Regions from separate parts of the Homo sapiens genome. Here region 1 is linked to region 2. The links are chromatin loops, found by intact Hi-C in ENCODE. Cell type or tissue: heart right ventricle. All regions are shown on one strand. Links, peaks and the distances in the headings refer to the core of each region. The heading gives the core; the rest is flanking DNA.

The links. A loop is a pair of places that touch in the nucleus more often than their neighbours do. Peaks named below come from ENCODE experiments on the same cell type or tissue, not always from the same donor. Only the 100,000 strongest peaks of a DNase experiment are listed, where the experiment ranks them.
Region 1: it touches region 2 in a loop (2.3-fold over the local background); 57 of 110 quality-filtered maps call a loop at or near these places.

What each region holds. Positions count from the first base shown.
Region 1 is chr3:155,804,863-155,807,775 of GRCh38, forward strand. It overlaps C3orf33 (chromosome 3 open reading frame 33), which reads right to left and starts at 1,416. Exons shown (of 5, transcript NM_001308229.2): 1 at 1,277-1,416. The coding sequence starts at 1,390. RefSeq lists a silencer at 1,351-1,700. In heart right ventricle, for the core only: CTCF peaks have their summits at 1,423 (motif pointing right) and 1,625; a DNase peak (open chromatin) is centred at 1,469; H3K4me3 peaks cover 1,543 bases; H3K27ac peaks cover 1,505 bases.
Region 2 is chr3:155,858,677-155,861,589 of GRCh38, forward strand. All of the region lies in intron 2 of LOC105374174 (a long non-coding RNA gene), which reads left to right. Among named protein-coding and RNA genes, the nearest start is that of SLC33A1, 5.7 kb to the left of the region's middle. In heart right ventricle, for the core only: a CTCF peak has its summit at 1,420 (motif pointing left); no DNase peak of the experiment used is centred there.

The DNA of each region.
Region 1 (2,913 bases), core at 103-2,602, 54 kb before region 2:
CAGTTGCCAAGGACAGCATCTACAATTCTGCTTAGAAGTCTAATAATGATCTCCAAATTTGCACATCTCCATGTACGTGTCCAAAAAGTTCTCTAGATTTTCCCCAATAAATCATTTATTCCAACTCCTTCTCCTTATCAGCAACTATTACCAGCCTCCTTGGACCTCTTTCTTTGTACCTCACACCCAAACAATTCATATCACCACAATTCTGTGTCTTAGCCACAACCCTCTCTTGCCTGGTGGCCTAACATGTCCCTCTCTTGCTTCAACTCCAGAGGCTTAGTGCTTCACTTAAAAAAAAAAAAAAAAAAAAAGGCAGGGCACCAGTGGCTGATGCCTACAATCCCAGTGCTTTGGGAGGCCGAGGCGGGCAGATCTCTTGAGACCAGGAGTTCAAGGCCAGCCTGGGCAACACAGGAAGACCTTGCCTCTACAAACAAAAAACAAATTAGCCTGGTGTGGTGACAAGTGCCTGTAGCCCTAGCTACTCGGGAGCCTGAGGTGGGAGGATTGCTTAAGCCCAGGAAGTGGAGACTGCAACGAGACATAATGGTGCCACTGCACTCCAGGCGTGACAGAGGGAGACCCTGTCTCAAAAAAAAGAAATCTATTCGGGAGGCTGAGGTGGGAGATCACTTGAGGCCAGGAGTTGGAGGACAGCCTGGACAACATAGCAAGACTCCCAGTCTCTAACTCTAAAAGAAAGTAGTCGATGGGGTAGCGCACGCAACCTGTGGTTCCAGCTACTCGGGAGGCTGAAGTGGGAGGATCTTTTCGGCCGAAGTGGGTGGAGCAGCAGCAGTGAGCTATGATCGTGCCACTGCACTCCAGCTTGGGCCAGAGAGGAATACCGTGTCCCTAAAAAATAAAATTAAAAATAAATAAAAATTAGAAATGCTCTCTCCCAAGGCGTACAGGACTTCCCTGCTCTTCCTCGGTCTCCTCTCTGGGCCCTCCCCAAATGCTCTAATGGACCAGGTGGCATCCCCGAGCTGGGCTGCGTCTCACCCTTTGAGGTGCCCCCTACAGCCCAGCAAGGATCCAGAACAGTCCTTGTAATAATGAGGCCGAACTGGCCCCCTGGCCCGCCCCCGGCCCTCTGCAGCCCCGCACACACGACACTCGCGATGTCGCCCTCTCGAGCTCATTCCCCCGCAGTTTTCTGTCGCTCCCCGGCCCCGGCGGGATCCACGCCTGAGGCCTCACGTTGTTCTCAGGGTCGCTCTGTGCCGCCCCGCGCCCACCACCCGCCCAGACTGCGTGGCCCCAGTACCCGGACTAGGCGCAGGTGGTCGTCTGCCCACTGCGAGATCCGAGCCACGACGTTGGGCTCCATTCCGTCCTTGTCGGCAGACGGCGAGCCGGTGGCCGCGGGCTGCCCCGCCATGTTCCCGGCCTCCTGCGAGCGGCCCTGAGCTCCTCCGGCTGGCGGCAGGGGGCGCCGCTCACCTCGGGAAGGCGGCGGGGTCCCCTTCCCCGCGGACCGGGGTGGCCCCGCGACCTGCAGTCGCCAGTGGGCGGGCCCCAGATATCAGACGTCTTAACAGTGCCCCAACCGCTTTTATGCAGGGTGATTCCACGATGCAGGAGATCTCTGAGCAGCACTGTGGGGGCTGAAGCATTCCCTATCAAGCTAGTAGGATGATTGTCAGCTGGTGACTTCAATTCACTCAGCTGCAACGTGGTTTTCGCAGGTGCCACACAAGGAAGGAAATTGAAGTAATTCATTCCTTCCACCTGCTCCCAAGGAACAGCATATGCATATTTTTTAACCAAATACGACCTGTCCTTGAAACCTATGCATATTTCTTATATTCAAATTGTGCTTTAAAGTTTTAAGAGCTGCTCTGAAAGCCTAATATCACATGCTCTAAATCTTTGAGCTGTTAGAAAACAGTAGTTAATACATTTTAAATAAAACAAAAATTAGATACAGAGCAGTGCAAATAATATGGTAACATTTATGTAATAAAAATATATATTGAGGCCGGGTGTGGTGGCTCCTGCCTGTAATACCAACACTTTGGGAGGCCGAGGCGGGCGGATTACTTGAGGTCAGGGGTTCGAGACCAGCCTGGCCCACATGGCGAAATTCCGTCTCTACTGAAAATACAAAAATTAGCTGAACCTGGTGGTATGCGCCTATAATCCCAGCTACTCAAGAGGCTGAGGCAGGAGAATCGCTTGAACCTGGGAAGCGGAGGTTGCAGTGAGCCAAGATCGTGCCACTACACTCCAGCCTGGGTAACAGAGCAAGACTCCATCTAAAAAAATAAATAAATACTAAATACTATACAAGAAACTAGTAACAGTGACTACCCCGGGAAACGGAAGGTAGGAAAGGGCAAGAGGTTTCACAATCTGCCACCTCTAATAAACATTTTTCAGTGATAGAAATGTCCTGTAGCTTCATGTGGGTATTGCCTGCATGAAATGTGGCTACTGAAATCAAGGAACTGAATTTTTAACTTTATTAATTTTAATTAATTTAGTCACATATGGCTAGTGGCTATTATATTGGAGAGTGCAATTATACTACTGGAGTTTTTTTTTTTTTTTTACTTTATGCAAATATTACCTTTAAAAGTCAAAACAGACTATGTTGTATTCCTAACAATACATATTATGAGTGGTGGCTTCAAGGAGTGTATTGTCTCTGTGTTATAGCCAATAGAAAGTAAATAACAGCCGGGCGTGGTGGCTTACGCCTGTAATCCCAGCACTTTGGGAGGCTGAGGAGGTTGAATCATGAGATCAGGAGATCGAGACCATCCTGGCTAACACAGTGAAACCCCATCTCTACTAAAAATACAAAAAATTAGCCAGTCGTGGTGGCATGCGCCTGTAGTCCCAGCTACTCAGGAGACTGAGGCAGAAGAATCGCTTGAACCCAGGAGGCAGAGGTTGCAG
Region 2 (2,913 bases), core at 110-2,609:
ACAAACAACTATAAAAAAACTATGGCCGGGCGGTGGCTCACGCCTGTAATCCCAGCACTTTGGGAGGCCGAGGCGGGCGGATCACGAGGTCAGGAGATCGAGACCATCCCGGCTAAAACGGTGAAACCCCGTCTCTACTAAAAATACAAAAAATTAGCCGGGCGTAGTGGCGGGCGCCTGTAGTCCCAGCTACTTGGGAGGCTGAGGCAGGAGAATGGCGTGAACCCGGGAGGCGGAGCTTGCAGTGAGCTGAGATCCCGCCACTGCACTCCAGCCTGGGCGACAGAGCGAGACTCCGTCTCAAACAAACAAACAAACAAACTATTTGCATGGGGATTGGTGGTCATGGAGGCTTGAATTTAAAATGGCAGATTATCAAAGACTATTGAAGCTTGGTGATAGGTACACTAAGGGTTCATATGAGACCATTCTGTTTATTTTGTACATATTTAAAATTCTCCATAAAGGAAAATGAGAACAAAAACAACAACAAAAACCTCAAAACAGGCCGGGCATGGTGGCTCACGCCCGTAATTCCAGCATTTTGGGAGGGTGAGGTGGGTGGATCACCTGAGGTCAGGAGTTTGAGACCAGCCTGGCTAACATGGTGAAACCCCATCTCTACTAAAAATACAAAATTAGCTGGGCATGGTGGCGCATGCCTGTAAACTCAGATACTTAGGAGGCTGAGGCAGGAGAATTATTTTTATTTTTATTTTTTTGAGATGGGGTCTTGCTCTGTCACCCAGGCTGGAGTACAGTGGCGTGATCTTGGCTCACTGCACCTCCTCCACCTTCTGGGTTCAAGCGATTCTCCTGCCTCAGCCTCCTGAGTAGCTGGGATTACAGGTGCGTGCCACCACACCCGGCTAATATTTGCATTTGTAGTAGAGATGAGGTTTTATCATGTTGGCCAGGCTGGTCTCGAACTCCTGACCTCAGGTGATCCACCCACCTTGGCCTCCCAAAGTGCTGAGATTACAGGCATGAGCCACCATGTCCGGCCGGCAGGAGAATTATTGAACTCAGGAGACGGAGGTTGCAGTGAGCCGAGATCACGCCGTTGCACTCCAGCCTGGGCAACAAGAGCAATATTCCATCTCAAAAAACAAACAAACAAATTGGTTAACCACCGCTATTAATGCTGCTATTCAGTCTGTTTCAGAAACAAAACAAAACTGAAAGAGAGAATTTTACTGGAAGGATATTGATGGCCTCCCAGAATCAGTGGAAGGCCAGGACACCTGGCTTAGCAAAAACACAAAAATCAAGGTGACAATATATTAGGAATTACAGCAATAATCTTCAAGAACATTTTTCAAAAAACTACTCCACTGCCACGCCTGTGATGTCTTTGCTTCGTTTTTCTAGGCTCTGTTACAAAAATTAATACCACCATCTAGTGGACCCTTCATATACCTATGTCTGATTGTAGATTTCTTCTCTGGTTTTCCAGTCATTTCACTGAGATCTGAACTGTATCTTCTATATATTCCTGAGAATTTTAAAATTGTTTATTTTTGAGGTGGGAATCAGGTTTATTGAGGTATAATTTATATCCAGTAAAATTGGCCCTTTTTAGTGTACAGTTCTATGAGTTTGTTTTTTGTGTGTTTTTTGTTTTGTTTTGTTTTTGAGACAGAGTCTTGCTCTGTCACCCAGGTTGGAGTACAGTGGCGTGATCTTGGCTCACTGCAATCTTCACCTCCTGGGTTCAGGCAATTCTCCTGCCTCAGCCTCTTGAGTAGCTGGGATTACAGGCGCCTGCCACCACATCTGACAAATTTTGTATTTTTGGTAGAGACTGGATTTCACCATGTTAGCCAGACTGGTCTTGAACTCCTGACCTCAGGTGATCCACCCACCTTGGCCTCCCAAAGTGCTGGCATTACAGGTGTGACCCACGGCACCTGGCCTTTTGTTTTCTTTTGAGACAGAGTCTCGCTGTGTTGCCCAGGCTGGAGTACAGTGATGCAATCTTGGCTCACTGCAACTTCTGTCTCCCAGGTTCAAGCGAGTCTCCTGCCCCAATCTTCTGAGTAGCTGAGACTACAGGTGCATGACACCACACCTGGCTAATTTTTGTATTTTTAGTGGATATGGGGTTTCGCCATGTTGGCCAGGCTAGTCTTGAACTCCTGACCTCAAGTGATCTGCCTGCCTTGGCCCCCAAAGTGCTGGGATTACAGACGTGAGCGACCATGCCCGGCCCTATGAGGTTTTTGGGTGTTTTGTTTTGTTTTTTTAATTTCCATAGGTTTAGGCTAGGCACGGTGGTTCACGCCTGTAATCCCAGCACTTTGGGAGGCCGAGGCGTGTAGATCACTTGAGATCAGGAGTTCTAGACCAGCCTGGCCAACATGATGAAACCCCATCTCTACTAAAAATATAAACATTAGCCAAGCATGGTGGCGCACACCTGTAATCCCAGCTACTTGAGAGGCTTAGGCGGGAGGATTGCTTGAACCCGGGAGATGGAGGTTATAGTGAGCCAAGATCGCACCACTACACTCACAGCCTGGGCTACAGAGCAGGACTCAGTCTCAAAAAATATATATTTTTTTATAGGTTTTTGGGGGAATGAGTGGTGTTTGGTTACATGAATAAGATGTTTAGTGATAATTTCTGAGATTTTGGCGTACCCATCACCCGGTTCTATGAGTTTTAACAAATAGATAGTTATAGAACCACCACCACAATCAAGATATGGAATAGGTCCGTCAACTCCAAAAAGTACATACCCTTGTGCCCATCTGAAGTCAACCTCTCCACCCATTCCCCAACCTCTGGTAACCACCGATCTATTTTCTCTCCCTATAGCTTTGCTTTTTCCAAAATATCATGTAAATGGAATCATACAAAATGTAGCTTTTGAGTGTGTCTTCTTTCAGTCAGCATAATGCATTGAGATTC